Regions from separate parts of the Homo sapiens genome. Here region 1 is linked to region 2. Evidence: read pairs that join two places in POLR2A ChIA-PET (ENCODE). Cell type or tissue: IMR-90. All regions are shown on one strand. Region 1 overlaps DTNA (dystrobrevin alpha). Region 2 overlaps MAPRE2 (microtubule associated protein RP/EB family member 2).

Region 1 (8,000 bases), 290 kb before region 2:
TGTCAGGACTGCTTCTGGAGGGGACATGCCGGTGGTTCTCATAGCAACCAGCACCAAATGAAAGAGTACACGTCATGGGTAAGGCAAGGTCCAGGCAATACTTGGAGTTGGATGTGTGAGTGTTGCCCAGAGTTAAAGGGAATATCAAGGATGGTGGCAGAATTAAAGGGCAAACTTACCTTCCATCCCAGGTCTAGTATTCAGTCCCCCTTCCTCCCACTCTCCACCCTACTGCGTGCTCTTACTTATTCTGTTGGAACCCAGTGTAGCTTCCTGAGATTTAAAATATAGGAAGACTCAAAACTATGTTACTTCTTGGAATATAGATAATTCAGTACTGATTTAAATAACAACTGAATAGCAAGGACCTTCTGGAACATAATCTTACATTCACAGTAAGTTAAAATCTTTTCCAAGTTTTGTTTTGTGGAAACGGCTTAAAAATTATTGTTAGTTTTATTTTTCTTAGATTCTGGAGTTCTTTTAAGTGCGTGACTAGAATATTAAAGAAACAAGTATGAGAGGAGAGTGTGGACTTAATAATACTGTTCCATTTTACTTTTCTGCAGAGGGTGGGGAGGGGAGATTGTGGTTATATTAGCAAACCATCTTTTCATGAAGAGTGTGAGTGACCAACCTGGCAAAGGTGGCATGTGAGTGTCTGTGTGATAGATGTATTCTCAGGAGCATGTGGTACCAGGTCTGTGGGAGGAAATGTGACTCCATGTGCTCACTGTTCAAATGGATTATGATTTACTGATGTTTATCTTCGTTAAACTCAAAGATCAGTTCCAGCAATGTTGCCCTCGTGCATCTCTTCAAGGATTGGTTTTTGTAAGGTGTACAGATTGGTTCTTGTGGGATATACCATCAGCCCTTCCAGCACCTCTTGGAATAGTTCCGTCACAAGAAAATCCAACCTATTTATGAGTTTTTCTATATTTTAATATATTTCAATTCAACCTTTAGTCTTTACTTAAAGAAGTCTTCAGAATATACATCTTAAATCAAAATGTTCTTCCTAGGAATTATTATTGGGAACCAATATTCAGTGTAAATATACTAGTACTTCATCACCGGTCAGATTCTGAATTCAAGCAACAGTTCTTCACTAAGGAAGAGTATACTGAGAACTTGCCAATTCCAATGCAACTCCTCACTGTTGTTTATGTCATGCTGAGGACAGATAGATACATTAACACGGATCATGAACTACAACTTAGTTTAGAAGAAAGGAGCTAAAACTTTCTATTTTCTTATTGTTAGCATATTACCAGTTTTCAAACTTCTACCCCATATCCTAAAAGATTTGATGTTTGAAAACTAATCAGATTTAGTTGTTTTACATAAATGCTAAATCTACATAAGGAGCCTCTTTCTTAGGGGTTGTAGACCTAACATTATATTCCAGGGCACTATCTGTACAAAGAAGGATCAGACTCCTTGAGAGGACAGAAGGCCCTGTGGTTTGTGGGGCAAAGAGCTGCTGTTGCTGCTGTCTTAACTGTTCTAAGAATTACATCTCCTAACAAAAGCCAGAGGGATTTCTTGAGCAATGCTCTTATTACTTAGCTTTTAAAAAATGAGGACAATAGTCACTTCATTATATTACCAATTATGGACTCTAGGTATAAAAGAAAGTGACAAAATTTGAAATGGTTTCTTATGGAAAGGAAAAACATGGTTAAGGTTTTATTATTATGTTGGTGCAAAAGCAATTGCGGTTTTTGCCATTACTTTCAAATGGCAAAAACCGCAATTGCTTTTGCACCAACCTAATGTATGTGGTAGGCTACTTTTTATAAAATTTTGACTGTATAACATCAGGATAAATTTCCCAACAATCTAAACGAAGAAGAGGCAGCGTGATTCTCTGGAAATAACCTGAATTTTAAATTCTGAAGACTCAGATTGAAGTTCCATTTTCACTTCTAACTGGATGTGTTCAGCCACACCTGAAACATCTTTCTTGCACCTGGATTCCCGCAAAATCTTCCACTCATCTTCATTCCAAGCCTATTTCCTCACAAACCATTTTCTGTTCTTAAGTGAGAGCAGTCCTTCTAGAATCAGGTCTGATGCTGTCATGCCTGTGATGTAAACTCTTCATGGTCTGCCTCTGTCCTGGGGATAAAGAGACAGTTCTTAACAAGCCATATAAAGATTTTGATGATCTGCCTCCTGCTTTCCTCCCCAGAAGGGCTCCCTTCACTGTTGCTGCTTCCTCCATTCTCGAATGACCTTCCCAGTCTGCTGAGTTTTTGTCAGAAGGATTCCTGCAGGCCCATTAAGTCCCAGCGCAGGTGCCCCATGCACAATGCCTGCTTCCATTTATTGTAGCATTTGCTGACACTGAGCAGCAGGAGGCAGCTTGTTCGGAAACTCTTTTCCGAGCATTGAGCAAACTTCCAGACTCAGAATCAGCACTGAAAAAGGATTTCTTCCGTAAATGAATATCTATTATGAAAAGCAAATCATTTGATAAAATATTACATAAATATTAGCTGTTGTCACTTCTGCCTTCCTTCTTCTTTCCAGAAATCACCTGCTAAGAAGCTGACTAATGCATTAAGCAAGTCCCTGAGCTGTGCTTCCAGCCGTGAACCTTTGCACCCCATGTTCCCAGATCAGCCTGAGAAGCCACTCAACTTGGCTCACATCGTGTGAGTATCCCTACCCTCCCAGTATAGAGACAATTTTCTTCAAGGGCACATGTCTGGAGCCACACAAAAGCAATTTCCTATCAGTGGTCAGCAACCAAGATTTTTAATTTAGTTTAAAAAAAAAAGTCAGAGTAATGCCATCATAATTTTTTGTTGTTGTTGAGGTGTACAGTACTTCCACCAGGCTGGACAAGTAAAGTATGCAACACTAACATAATTCACCTGGAGGTGGAAAATATTTCAGAAAGCTTAGTTATAAAATACGGATGTTAGTGGTGTCTGCACATTGGAAGTTAACAATGGGATCACTGTGGTAAAAAATGATTTACAGTATATTATTCCTTAATTTCATATGTGCTTTGAGTTCCAAATATAAAAGCTGTTTGTTTTATTTCTCTGCAGACCCAGTTTAAGATGCCAGCAAACCTAGAAATTACTTTTGTTTTTCATCCCAAGCTGTATAACTTTAGAAGAATCATAGCCTGTGCAGGGGAAGGTTGAAGAGGGGGAGTGGCGGGAAAATTTATCAGAATATCCATAGATTCTTTTCTTCAAAGTATGTGTGAGTTTCGTGGCAGAAGGTGTTGGGCCAACAAACAGTCCTTCCAGCCATCCCTGCTACCTCCCAGAAGTTTCATGCCTTTGAACCTCTCTCAGGCCTGGGTGGCCAAGATAACAAGGGGGCTTAGGTAGAAGAAACAATTTTTTCCTTGGTGTTACCTGGGGCTCATAAGAAGAAAGAGTCTCATTACCTGCTTCTATGCACAATTAGATGTCATGTAGTCACAGATGCCTCCTTATGAACTGCCTGTAGTTTTCCACACTTCAGTGGGACCTATCACACCATAGGGCCTGTGTTTGCATGTTGACATCAAGAGGTGGGTGACGGGACCTACCGGTATAGGAATTCAACAATGCAAAGTTCATGCTTCAGGCAGTTCAGCATATGATCCATAAGGGGCACTGTGGTGGGTATGAGACCTTCGTGGAAGCAGCAACTATGTTCTCTGATGGACCTTAGCAAATACCACCAAACGATTTGTGTTGGGTCACGTCTGTGAGCTTTGTATAAATACTTTGGGGCTTTGTTTTGCTTGTTCCCGGGGATGCTCTGAGGCATCTCTGACCTCAGCAGTATACACAGCCTGGAGGCTCCTGTTTCTCAGCTTACAAGCTGGCATGGGCTCAGCCTCCAGAAACTAATGTAAACTAATTCTGTAGAATGTGGCTAGCTTATTTTTGGAAATTATGTTTCTATAAATAAGCCTTAAAATAAGCCAGGGGTAAATAAATCTGGGGAATGTCCCAAAGGGCCAACCACTTGCAGAAATCTACCTCACAGATGCTTATTAAGAACCTTATTAAGATCTAGACTTTCCTTCCCATAACCAATTAGACACAATCACTAAGTTGCTAATGAATGACCACAGCGAAGTGAGAGCAGCCAGTGCTCCCTGAGCTCTGCCGAGAGTAATTTCCTACCAGCCCTGCTGGGAGTTTCACCCCAAGAGAGCAGCCTTCAACAGAGCTGCTGGGTGTCATGAAGATAGAGGGTGTGGGTGTGAATAGCCTGGCTCTAAGAGCTTTGCTGCTTCCCACTCCTCCAAAGAATTAGAACGTGATGCACTGCAACGTAAAAGTCCATTTCACAGTGAGTCCCACTGGAGTATTATCTAGCTCAGGGCCTGTACCCAGTGGGTGCTAGGATTGGGTGGTGTGTGTGTGTGTGTGCACGTGTGTGTCTGCATGAGAGAGAGAAAGAGAGGGAGAAAGAAGTATTTAATTGGCTGAGTAATAATTTTTACATTTTGACTTACGGGGCAATATAATCTGTTTTGTTATTTATTGAATTAACTGAGGGCTATAGCCTCACAATGCGTTCTTAGTTTATGTTCCATGGAGAGATTTTAAAATTCTGTACAAAATGTGTCTTCTGAGAAAAACCTCTATGTATTTTACCAGATCCTCAAGAGTCCTTGAATCAAAATACTGATCTCTACTCACTGATAACATATTTTCCCAGGATGAAAGTTTTAATTTTAAAATGCAAATTGTACAAGATATTTAATTGTTGAAATAACATACAAGACATTCTGGATGTAGAATGTTAAGTCTATATTAGAAAAGAATTTTTTTTCTATTTTTAGCCATAGAAATTTTTTCCATATTTGTTTCTTTTTCAAATGCTATTGTCATGAGTAGATATCCATGTCTTTTTTCTGAGATTTCTAATTTTAAAATGCATTGCTCATTTAACTATTCTAAATTATCATAGGCACATCAAGGCCATTGAAATGAAAAAATAAATGGTATTAAGCCTTAATCATTTACAAAGAAGAATGCTCTCTTAATCTGCTATAATGAACATGTACATGGAATTAATGAATATTCACACTTCTTCCAAATGTATGTAAATAAGATTTTGATAAATTAGACAAAAATATATGACATTCCATACCATGTCATTTTATAATAAGCCCACTACTTTTATACAGTGCTGTACAATGGAAATAAGTGAAATTTAAGAAATAAAACACACCAATACTCCCACCTCCACTTAATGCGCTTAATTTATTACTCCCAAATATGACTTAAATTATAAAGGTCTTATGCAGAAGGAATATTGTCATAGTGCAGAAATGTGTATAGTAAGACACTTTATCATTGAGTCTCTAGCAAAAATCATCCTAAAAGTATGTTCCTTAGAACTATACATAGCAATAAACATGTTTTCTAGCTATAGCTCTGTCTTGGTCATCCTCATTCCCTCTCTGATCTTTCCCCTTGCTTTACTAAATAATTTATTAAGCAATCTTTAATTGTAGTACAAACCACATCTTTGTCATTCTTTGGATGTAGTGTCACAAAAATATCCCAGTCCACATCAGTTACACCCATAGATAAGCTTACAGACAGAGGTAAGAAGGGAGCAGTGAGTGGGGTGCAAGCATTGGCAATATTGATGGGCATCCTCTGTCCTGTACTGATGACCTGAGGTTCTGGACATTGGGAATTATAGCACAGACTCAAAATAAAACATTTTTTTGCCACTGTGAAAAAGTGTGTTGATTTTGTAAATTAATACAAATTCTTCAAAGACATATTCAGAAAAAAATTCCATGATGTACATGTTTAAGTGAAGGATAACTGTATGTCCTTACATAGTGCTGAAATATGTAGAACATTATAGAGCTCATGGATATAAAATTTGATGTTGAACATTATACAGTCTTCTTAAATGCACATCTTGCTGTTTAATGATTGTGTTAAAAATTGCTGGCCAGGCACAGTGGCTCACGCCTGTAATCCCAGCACTTGGGGAGGCTGAGGCGGGCGGATCACGAGGTCAGGAGATCGAGACCATCCTGGTTAACACGATGAAACCCCGTCTGTACTAAAAATACAAAAAAAATAGCCGGGCGTGGTGGTGGGCGCCTGTAGTCCCAGCTACTCGGGATGCTGAGGCAGGAGAATGGCGTGAACCAGGGAGGCGGAGGTTGCAGTGAGCCGAGATCGCGCCACCGCACTCCAGCCTAGGCGACAGAGCAAGACGCCATCTCAAAAAAAAAAAAAAATTTTTTTTACTACATGGCACATGTATACCTACGTAACAAACCTGCAGGTTCTGCACATGTACCCCAGAACTTAAAGTAAAATAAAAAAAATGCTGTTAGTCCTCTAATATATATTGCATCCAAAGGTGAGCAGCAAAAGCATTATAAGATACAAATAAAATTAAGAAAATAATAAGTGGAAAATGCTTTATCAATACATTAGAAAATATTTTTATTACTCATTTAAAACTCAAGTTCCAACTTTTTCTTTTTTCTTCTTTTTTTATTTTTTGTAGAAATAGGGCCTCTCTATATTACCCAGGCTGGTCTGGAACTCCTAGGCTGAGATTACAAGTGTGAGCCACCATACCTGGCCACAACTTAAATGTGAAAAAATGGCAAAAATATGGCACAGTCTGACTATGTAACAAGTTAACATTTTACAGGTAGCCTTAGATACAGTAAAAAAAAAAAAAAAAAAAAATTAAATCAATAGGATTTTTAAACAGGTTGCGGTACTAATACACACACATATACACACACATACATACATTTGTATATGGAAATGAAGCATGTGACACACAGAAAATGCCATTTTTTTTTTAACTATAGCCAAGGGACTTTTTTTTTCTACCCACCTTGTAGAGAGGTGCTGCCAGTCATGAATTAGTCCTTAAATAGAAATGAGCAGGTGGTGACATTTTGGTATTTTGACATTTGTTCTTAGCTATTGTATTGCTTGTAAATATTACCATGATTAACGGTCTCTATTCTGTTCAATTCTTCGCTGCCAAAAGTGATACTTGGTAAGTAGTGCAGTCATTTCCAGTCTACTTACAAAGATGTATAATCATGATCATAAGTGGGGATGAGACACAAAACAAGTGAGCAATATGAGGCTAGTTTAGAACTAAGTCTTCTTATGCTGTACACTCAGTTCACAAGGATGCCACTTATATAAAAATGTCCTCTGTGAAGATCTTGTCCAGAAGGCCATTGTGACTTACTCTCTTTTGTGGAGCTGTTTCTTTTACATAAAACCAAATATGTTCAAAATTCCCAGTGTGAGCCATTTGTTAGATAAGGTAACTTGCCATTTGATTGTGGAAGAAATAGGAATTTCAGTCCCTCTGAAAACCATCATTTGGTGCCAGAGCTAGCCATTCTTTGTCCAAAGTTCAACATTTCAGTGGTAGACCTTAAACAAAGCCATTTGCTGAGAAACCTTGATTTCAGCTTTGTAGTGACCAGATTCAATAGAATACATTTATCAAGCTAGTTAAAAAGCATTCTAAATCCACTTGTTTTCTCATTTTTAGACAGAGCAAGAAGGAAAAATTTTTAAAAAAAGACAAAATCAGAAGTGTGGGGTCAAGTATTTTTTTCAACTCTTTGCAAAGCTACAATGAAGATATTATACTCTGTTCACTGTTTTAAAATCTAACAGACCAAACTTTTCATAATTCACAGAGGACATTTGTATAAAATTAGCATCCTTCTTCCAAAGTGCTAGTGTTCAACTCAAGGCAGAATTAGTTTTAAACTAGCCTTGCGTTGCTCCCTTATATATCAAAGATATGTCTTAGATAAGTAATGCAAAACACTAAGATTGTTTTCAGAACTTCAGTTTTGTCTAGAGTAGATAAGTAGCTGTTGTTTTGGCTTCATCCAACAGATGACATGTCTTACAAAATCTCAGAGTATAGTTTAGCACCAGCTACCTTGAAAAAAGTTTTGATGAATTTGTTATTTTTTATTTTTTTATTTTTATTTTTCCATAAGT
Region 2 (8,000 bases):
TCTTCATTTACCTTTTGAGAAACTCCTTAATTTAACCACAAATGTTGGTCTTTCCCTAAAGCCATTATTTGCTCTAAGAAATTCACTTTAGGTCAGTCTATGATGGCATTTGACTTACCGGAGCCCTGTAGGGTGGGCACAGGTACTCTTCTTGTCCCTTGATGGTCTTGCTATCAAGATGAGTCATGCCTGTTTATTCTTACAATTTTCCAGTAGATGCCTACTTGATACTGCTATTTTACAGTCCCCAGTCACTTATCCACATACCATCCTACCCAAGTACCTTACGTATGTCTTTAAGGATCAAATATTAATTTTAGAAATCATGTAATAATACAAGGAAAAGATGCATTTTTCTTACTAGCCCCATAATTAGCAAGACTTCTCTTCAAATAGATGTTAGTACTTCTCATTATTATGCAGAACACTGTTTCTTTCTTTCTTTCCTTCCTTCCTTTTTTTTTTTTTTTATGGACGGAGTTTCACTGTTATTGCCCAGGCTGGAGTGCAATGGTGCAACCTCCGCCTCCTGGGTTCAATCAAGCAATTCTGCTGTCTCAGCCTCCCGAGTAGCTGGGATTACAGGCATGCGCCACCATGCTTGGCTAATTTTGTATTTTTAGTAGAGATAGGGTTTCTCCATGTTGGTCAGGCTGGTTTTGAACTCTCAACCTCAGGTGATCCACATGCCTCAGCCTCCCAAAGTGCTGGGATTACAGGCGTGAGCTACCACACCCGGCAGAACATTGTTTCTTTTACCCAACCCCTACCCCATATTAGCATGGCATCCTTTTGACCTGTTCATATTAAGAAACTATCCCGTTGCTAAGCTGCATACCATTTAATGCCTACTCCCTTAGCTACATCAAGACTTGGAGCAAATAGAAAGAAATATTCTAATGGCCCAACTAATTAAATTATTGTAGAAGATCCCCTACTCCCTGGAAGAAGAGAGGTAGCAGTGGTTTTTTTCTTCTGATTACATGTGTAAGATGTATAAAAGACACTGCTAGACTTTTCTCCTCAAAGAATAACTGAAACTGCATTTCCCTACATTTTAGTCTGTTCAGGCTTCTATAACAAAATGCCATAAACTAGGTAGCTTTGTATAAACAACAGAAATGTATTTCTCACAGTTCTGGGGACTGGGAAGTCCAAGACCAAGGCACCAGCAGATTCAGTGTCTGGTGAGAGCCTGGTCCACATACATGGTGCCTTCTCATTGTTTCCTCAGATGGCAGAAGAGGCAAGCCCCCTTAGGCCTGTTTTATAAGGGCATTGATCTCATTCATGAGGGATCTGCCCTCACAACCTAGTTACCTCCCAAAGGCCCCACCTCTTAATACTACTGTGTTGGGGATTAGGTTTCAACGTATAGATCTGGGGGGGAACACAAACATTCAGACTATAGCACCTACCTCTTATGATGATAAAAACCCCAGCATAAAATATGAGCAGTGCCCTGCCTTGCCAGGACACTGAATATTTCTGAATTTAAACTATTGAGCAGAGAGAAGAGCAGAAAATTATGAAGAATTCTGGAGTTTCAAATAGGAATCTCCTGGCAGCGTCTGTAGAAAAGCCCAAGGGCTTCTTCCTAGGAAGAGCCATACATTTTTCATTGCCATCCTAATTTCTTTGCTTACTGAGGTAGCATTTTTGACAGATGATTTACTAATTCAATTTGCAATTTTTAATTATTTTGGCTTTCTGGGTCAAAGTATGTACATTGTTTTTTAAAAAAAAACTAGAGTGTTTTAAAGCTTAGAGATCAAAAACTACAGAATGTTGTGATACTATTACTTTGCAACTCAGAATCTGAATCTTAATATGAATAGAATTTTTCATGAAAGTTAAGGGAAATGAAAACATTTAAAATGTGGAAGGAAGGCCAGGCACATGCCTGTAGTCCCAGCTCTTTGGGAGGCCAAGGTGGGAGGATTGCTTCAGCTCAGGAATTTGAGAACAGCCTGGGCAACATGGCAAAACCCCGTCTTTTCAAAAAATACAAAAATTAGCCAAGCATGGTGGCACACACCTGTAGTCCCAGCTACTCAGGAGGCTGAGGTGGGAGGATCACTTGAGCCTGGGGTTCAAGGCTGCAATGAGCCATGTTCATGCCACTACACTCCAACCTGGGCAACAAAGTGGAACCCTGTCCCAAAAAAATAAAATATAGAAGGAGTCATCAGTAATATTAGCAAATATTTATTGAGCACATATTAAGTGTCAGCTATTATCCTAAGAACTTAATATGTATTCAGCAATTCTAAAAGACAGATCATATTATTACCCTCCACTTTAAAGTTGAGGAAACTGAGGCACGGAGAGGTTTAGTAACTTGCCAGGGTCACACACTAGAAGGAGAGGACTTAAGATTTAAGGCCTGACTCTGTGATTCCAGAATCCATGCTCTTTCATCATTATATTATATTGCGTCTCTCATATGTCATGGATGTGGTCTTGTTTTCTCCTCTTACCTCCTCCCCACACTATGCTGAACCACGGTAAATTTCACAACCAAATTCAAATTACATGGTGTATGGAGGATATACAAAGCTCTGCAATGTTGCTTAGGCTTGAGACAGCAGAACATATGCTGTTGTATTGCGATGACATTTTTTTTTATCGTGATTTTTCAAAAGTTCAAAAACATTTCCTTTCATCCTTACAGTAGGTTCTAGGGTGAGAGAGAGTTACTATACTGTAGAGTTACTGTCTACATTTATAGATGCAGGAAATGTTAAAACCATTTGTTCCAGGCCTCTTATTAGCTCAAAAGCAGAAGTGTATACAAAGCCAAGAATATTGAGCCCTAGATTAGTAGAATTACTAATCTCTGATTTCTTAATCCTTCAAGTCAATTAGCTCTCCGTGTGAATGGTCTGGGTGATTTGAAAGTGAAGGATAGATGCAATTGGCATGTATTTGGGCACTCAGAGTCTGTTCCTTCACACAGAGCTCTGCAGAGGAGGGCGAGGGTCTCCACTGTTGTCCTCCCTGCACTGGAAGGCAGACCATCCTAGCCCTTTTTAAAACAGCATTGGGTCATTAATCTTATATAGCTGTTCCTGATATGTGTTGAAATATTAATTCTATAACTAAACCCCATGTGCTCATCTGATGGATCATTCCTTTTCTCTCCATAGGAATAATATCAGATTTTACTTCTCAGCCTAGCTGTAAACCTCGCCAGGCCACACAAGACAGTGACTTAGGATTCATTCTTAGTTTCCACAGCAGAATATCATAGATTGTCTGTGAACCTATTTTTCTTTATTATTGATACTTTTTTTTGTTGCTTAGTATATTGGGCAGGAATCGAAAACAGCTTTGACTTGTAGAATTTTCTAGAATCCCTTTGAATTGGGTGAACTACACTATAACTCAACTTTGTCTTGCTCAATCATTGTTCCCCCATTGCCTGGCCTGTAGAAGGTCCTCATATAATTATTGAGTTGATGAGTTTAAGTTGAATCATTGCAGCATTCATCTTGATCAAGGAAGATGTAGTACTCAGTCAACACATGGCTGTTTTTGAAGTGCTCTCCAGTCATTTCCATCACCTGAGAAGCCCCTTACACTGTAACTTAGAAAGTATGCTAGTACACTACACAGTAGCTCAGAAAATGTTTCCTTTTGAAATTTTGTTTCAATAGTTTTTGGGGTACAGATGGTTTTTGGCTATATGGATAAGTCGTTTTATGGAGATTTCTGAGATTTTAGTGCACCCATCACCTGAGCAGTATACACTGTACCCAATATGTACTCTTTTATCCCACACTCAGCCCCCAACCTTCCCCACCCCCGAATCCCCAAAGTCTGTCATATCACTCTTATGCCTTTGCATCCTCATAGCTTAGCTCCCACTTAGAAATGAGAACACGCACTATTTGATTTTTCATTCCTGAGTTATTTCACTTAGAATAATGGTCTCCAGCTCCATCCAAGTTGCTGCAAAATATATTATTTCATTCCTTTTTATGGCTGAGTAGTATTCCGTGATGTATATATACCACATTCTCTTTATCCACTCATTGGTTGATGGGCACTTAGGTTGGTTCCATATCTTTGCTATTGTGAATTGTGCTGCTATAAACATGTGTGTGCATGTGTCTTTTTCATATAATTACTTCTAGAAAATGTTTCTTACCAGTTCCTACTTTTTGGATTCCTTGCTCTTTTTGTGAAAGCTTTACCTGAATTCTCAGTCATTCTTTTTTACTAATTGATTTAGTTTGTCAACAAATGTTTGTTGAAGCACTGTAAGAGATTCTGGAGATACATAGTGATTCTGACAAGACCTGTTTTCAAGGAAATTAAATCCTAGTGGGAAAATCTGACAATAAATAGGCAATAGTAATAGAGGCGAGTTCCTTCAGCATATATAGGAAGAACACCTGAGCTAGTCTTAAACATCTTCTATAAAGGTTTCTGAAAAAAGTAAAGTTCAAGCAAAACTTAATGTATAAGTAGATGTTAGCCAAACGGAGGTGTATTGAAGAGCATTCCAGGCAGAAAGACAAGGATGCTGAAGTCGAAAGAATGTGCTCCATTCAGTAAAGTGCATGTTGTTCAGTGTGGATGTTGAGATATGAGACTGCAGAGGGAAGCGGGGCTCTTCTTATTGCTACAAAAATAAAATCACAAACTTAGCAGCTTAAAACAACACTTATGCATTATTTCACAGATTGTAAAGTCCAGGCACAACTTAGCTGGGTTATCTGTTTTAGGATCTCACCAGACTATAATCCAGGTATCCACTGGGGTGGTGGTCTCATGAAAGGCTCAACTGGGGAAAGATTTGTTTCCAAGCCCCCTCAAGTTGTTGACTTGAGGCTGCAGGACCAAGGCTTCAGTTTCTTGCTGAAGGCCACCCTCAGTTCCTAGAGGCCACTTGCACCTCCATGCCTTATGGGCTTTTCCAACAAAGATGCTTACTTCGTGGCAACTGCTTCTTCAGGGCAGTAGGGGAAGTCTCTCTGGTGTGTTTGTCAGCAAGACAGTCATGTAGTAACATAATGGTAAGAGTGACTCCCATTACCTTTGCCATGTTCTGTGGGTTAGAGTCAGGTCACGGGTCTTACATACACTCAAGGGGAGGCTATCATACAAAAGCATGAACACCAGGAGGTGGAGATCATTAGGGTAAGGGGATTACTGTAGGATTTGTTTGTCACACCGAGGTTACACTTTATAGTAGGGAGTCATGGAAAAGTTTAAGCAGAAGCATGCTTTGTATTATAGAAAACACATTAGAGAGGGCACAGTTAGAATCTCGTAAACCAGCTGAGAGGCTTTGCAGCAAACCACATGGGAGAAGACAGTGGCCTTAATGAAGGTAGTAGCCATGCGGGTGATGGAGACCGTAAGATGATACAGTCAGCAAAATTGGATGATTAATGGGTTATGGGAAGTAAAGCAGAGGAGGAAATTGGGGATAAATGTTACACACATTTCTGACTTACTAGTCGGTTGATAGAAGCAGAGATCCCTGGACCAGGAGCCTGGTGAGCATGGGGCTCACCGCGGAGTTCTCCCTTCCCTGAGCTCCAGCCTGCCCTGTGGCCTCAGACCGTGTCTCTCTTAGCCGGAGAGTCTGGATAAGATGGTGTTAATGGAGCACAACAGGCTGGCCACCATCGGAAAAACAACCGCAAACACTGGTCTTGCTAGTTATTGGTCAACAGGGGTTCTGACTGGAGTCTAAAGGACAAGACATTATACACTTAGTACTTACGTTCCCCCAAAATGACCATCCTAGTGTATAAGCTTTTTGGTTAAATGACTGCTGCGTACCAGGAGTGCAGTAGCACCCTTGATGTAGTTGTTGTGGTGACACCTGTGTGTCGTCTGCCCAGTGGGCTGGCTCAGTGTGCTGGGCTCTGTCACCATCTTCCCCTGTTACTGCAGTAAACAGGCGAAGGGGTACTCTAAATTATTGTTGGGATGTGGTGTGTGTGGTTTTCACTGGGGTGAGTGAGCCTCACCATTTCTGTTGCTCTGAGAATGATCAAAAAATAATATTTTAAATGAAGATAGTGATTGGATGTGATACTTAATGTGTTTTAAAGGACACTTAATATTTTACCAAGATGCGAGGGGTGAAAAGTCAGTAGTTTATTGAAAGAAATAGCATGTTGAAATAACTATTTAAAAGAGAATTTTTAATACTTGAGCCATTTTAAGATGCAGAACGCTTTCCTGCATTTTTCCCCCTGTGAAAAATTCTCTGAAACCAGAGTGACTCAAGCAGAGCCTGGAAAATACTGGAGAATCACATGATGGCTAAAAATAAGCACATCATCTCTAGCAGGGACAGTAAGCAGCAGGGCAGAAGTAACTCAGTATGTGAAGGCTCACACTCACTGGACATGCTCAGGAGAGTCAGGCCCTCTGTCCTTGGCAGGGGCAGGCTTTGAGACCACAAGTCAGCGAAGAGAGGTCCTCAGGTGCTGACCACTCTGTGCCACAGCAGCCATGCCCTCGGCAGGCCCCTGACCTGCAGCGCGCCTCACTCGTATGCTCTCCCAGGGGCAGAGCCATTTATTTTACACTGTAATGACCCCTAAACAGTGGATTGGGAGGGAAACCGGCTGACTCAGCTCTTGTTACTGCCCGTTTTCTCTTAAGCCCTCCCCTTGGAATCAATAGCACATGCCATTGATCACAGAATGTCTTTTTGTTGCTGTTAACATTGCAAAACATAGGTTTTGTGAAATTGCTGGACATTTGGCGACTGTTCTGTAGGGTACAGAATAGGGTTTCCTAAACTATAGCATTGCAAGTACTTTACCAAAAACACAACAAATCTTGTCTTGGGCACTCACTGCTCATACCCAGGAAAATTACTGCAGTAGCCACCTAGCTGGCCTTTCTGCAGCTCCCCTCAGCCTCCCTGGTCTGTTCTCAACACAGCAGGCAGAGTGAGCCTTTTGAAAGCAAAGCTAGATCATGTCACTCTGTTCAGGATCCTGCAGTGGCTTCCCTTTTCCCTTGCGAGGTCCTTTGCGACCTGCCCTTCCAGTACATCTCTGACCTTCTGTCTACCTACAGTATCCCATTCTTACCCTGCCTCACCCACCTGACCTGGCTGCTGAGTGGAGAAGGCAGGGCCTTTGCACCCCCATTCAGCATTTCCTCTGCCTGGCCTGCTCTGCTCCTGGCTGTCCAGACGGCCACCTTCCTCTCCTGCCTCAGGTCTTGGCTCAGGTCTCACACTTACTGTGAGAGACCTTGAAGAAGGAAGGGTTACTCCTGCAACTGGCATGTTCCCTGCAGGGAACCTGGAAGTTGTGACTATGGAGTTTGTTACAAGAGCTGTTGGCTTCTGTGAAGAATGAGACTTTTGAGCCCCGGTGACCCCACACAGGAGGTTCTCGCCTCCCGTGTCTGTGCCAGACTGCTGCAGGACTCCCAGCAAGAGGGGCACCTGGCGCTGCCCTGCTGGTGCTTGGTGTTCTGACCTCCGTTCTTCTGGGTGGCCTTGGTGTGAGTGTGGCCCATGAAAGTACCATGGGTCTGAGTTGAAAAACTGAAACTGGAGGAAGACCCATAGTGGATGCTTAGGCCTTCCATGAAATTCCTATTTAAAATTGCTACTTACCCACCCGCAGCCCAGCTCTGTCTACCCAACCCTGCTCTGCTTTTCTCTTGTTCATAGCACTTATTTTCTAGTTTATTCTATCACTTCCTAATTTATGTTATTATTTATTGTCTAGTTCCCCTGTTAGAATGTTAATTCCACAAGGACAAGCATCTTGTGCGTTTCATTCATTGTTTGATCTCAACTGCCTGTTAGCTTCCCAGGTACATAATAGGGTTATGGCTCAATAAAAATTTGCACAAATGAATGAATTAGGATAATTTAGAAGAAGCACAGACGGAGATAGATAGGGAGTGCATGGAATGGAAGGAACCTATGCCTTGGAGCCCATTGGTGGGTTATGGGTTAATCACATTTTTTGGTTCTAAAAACAAATTTATTGAAGCTGAGCATA

Evidence for each region. ChIA-PET counts read pairs that join two places held together with the same protein. Peaks named below come from ENCODE experiments on the same cell type or tissue, not always from the same donor. Only the 100,000 strongest peaks of a DNase experiment are listed, where the experiment ranks them.
Region 1: POLR2A ChIA-PET joins it to region 2 with 6 read pairs; 2 of 35 experiments call an interaction of 5 or more read pairs at or near these places.

Annotation. Positions count from the first base shown.
Region 1 is chr18:34,818,253-34,826,252 of GRCh38, forward strand. DTNA (dystrobrevin alpha) reads left to right here. Exons shown (of 23, transcript NM_001386795.1): 8 at 1-78; 9 at 2,539-2,663. Among named protein-coding and RNA genes, the nearest start is that of DTNA-AS1, 55 kb to the left of the region's middle. In IMR-90, no CTCF peak of the experiment used is centred here; a DNase peak (open chromatin) is centred at 3,769; H3K27ac peaks cover 173 bases.
Region 2 is chr18:35,111,730-35,119,729 of GRCh38, forward strand. All of the region lies in intron 4 of MAPRE2 (microtubule associated protein RP/EB family member 2), which reads left to right. Among named protein-coding and RNA genes, the nearest start is that of MAPRE2, 74 kb to the left of the region's middle. In IMR-90, no CTCF peak of the experiment used is centred here; a DNase peak (open chromatin) is centred at 6,272; H3K27ac peaks cover 625 bases.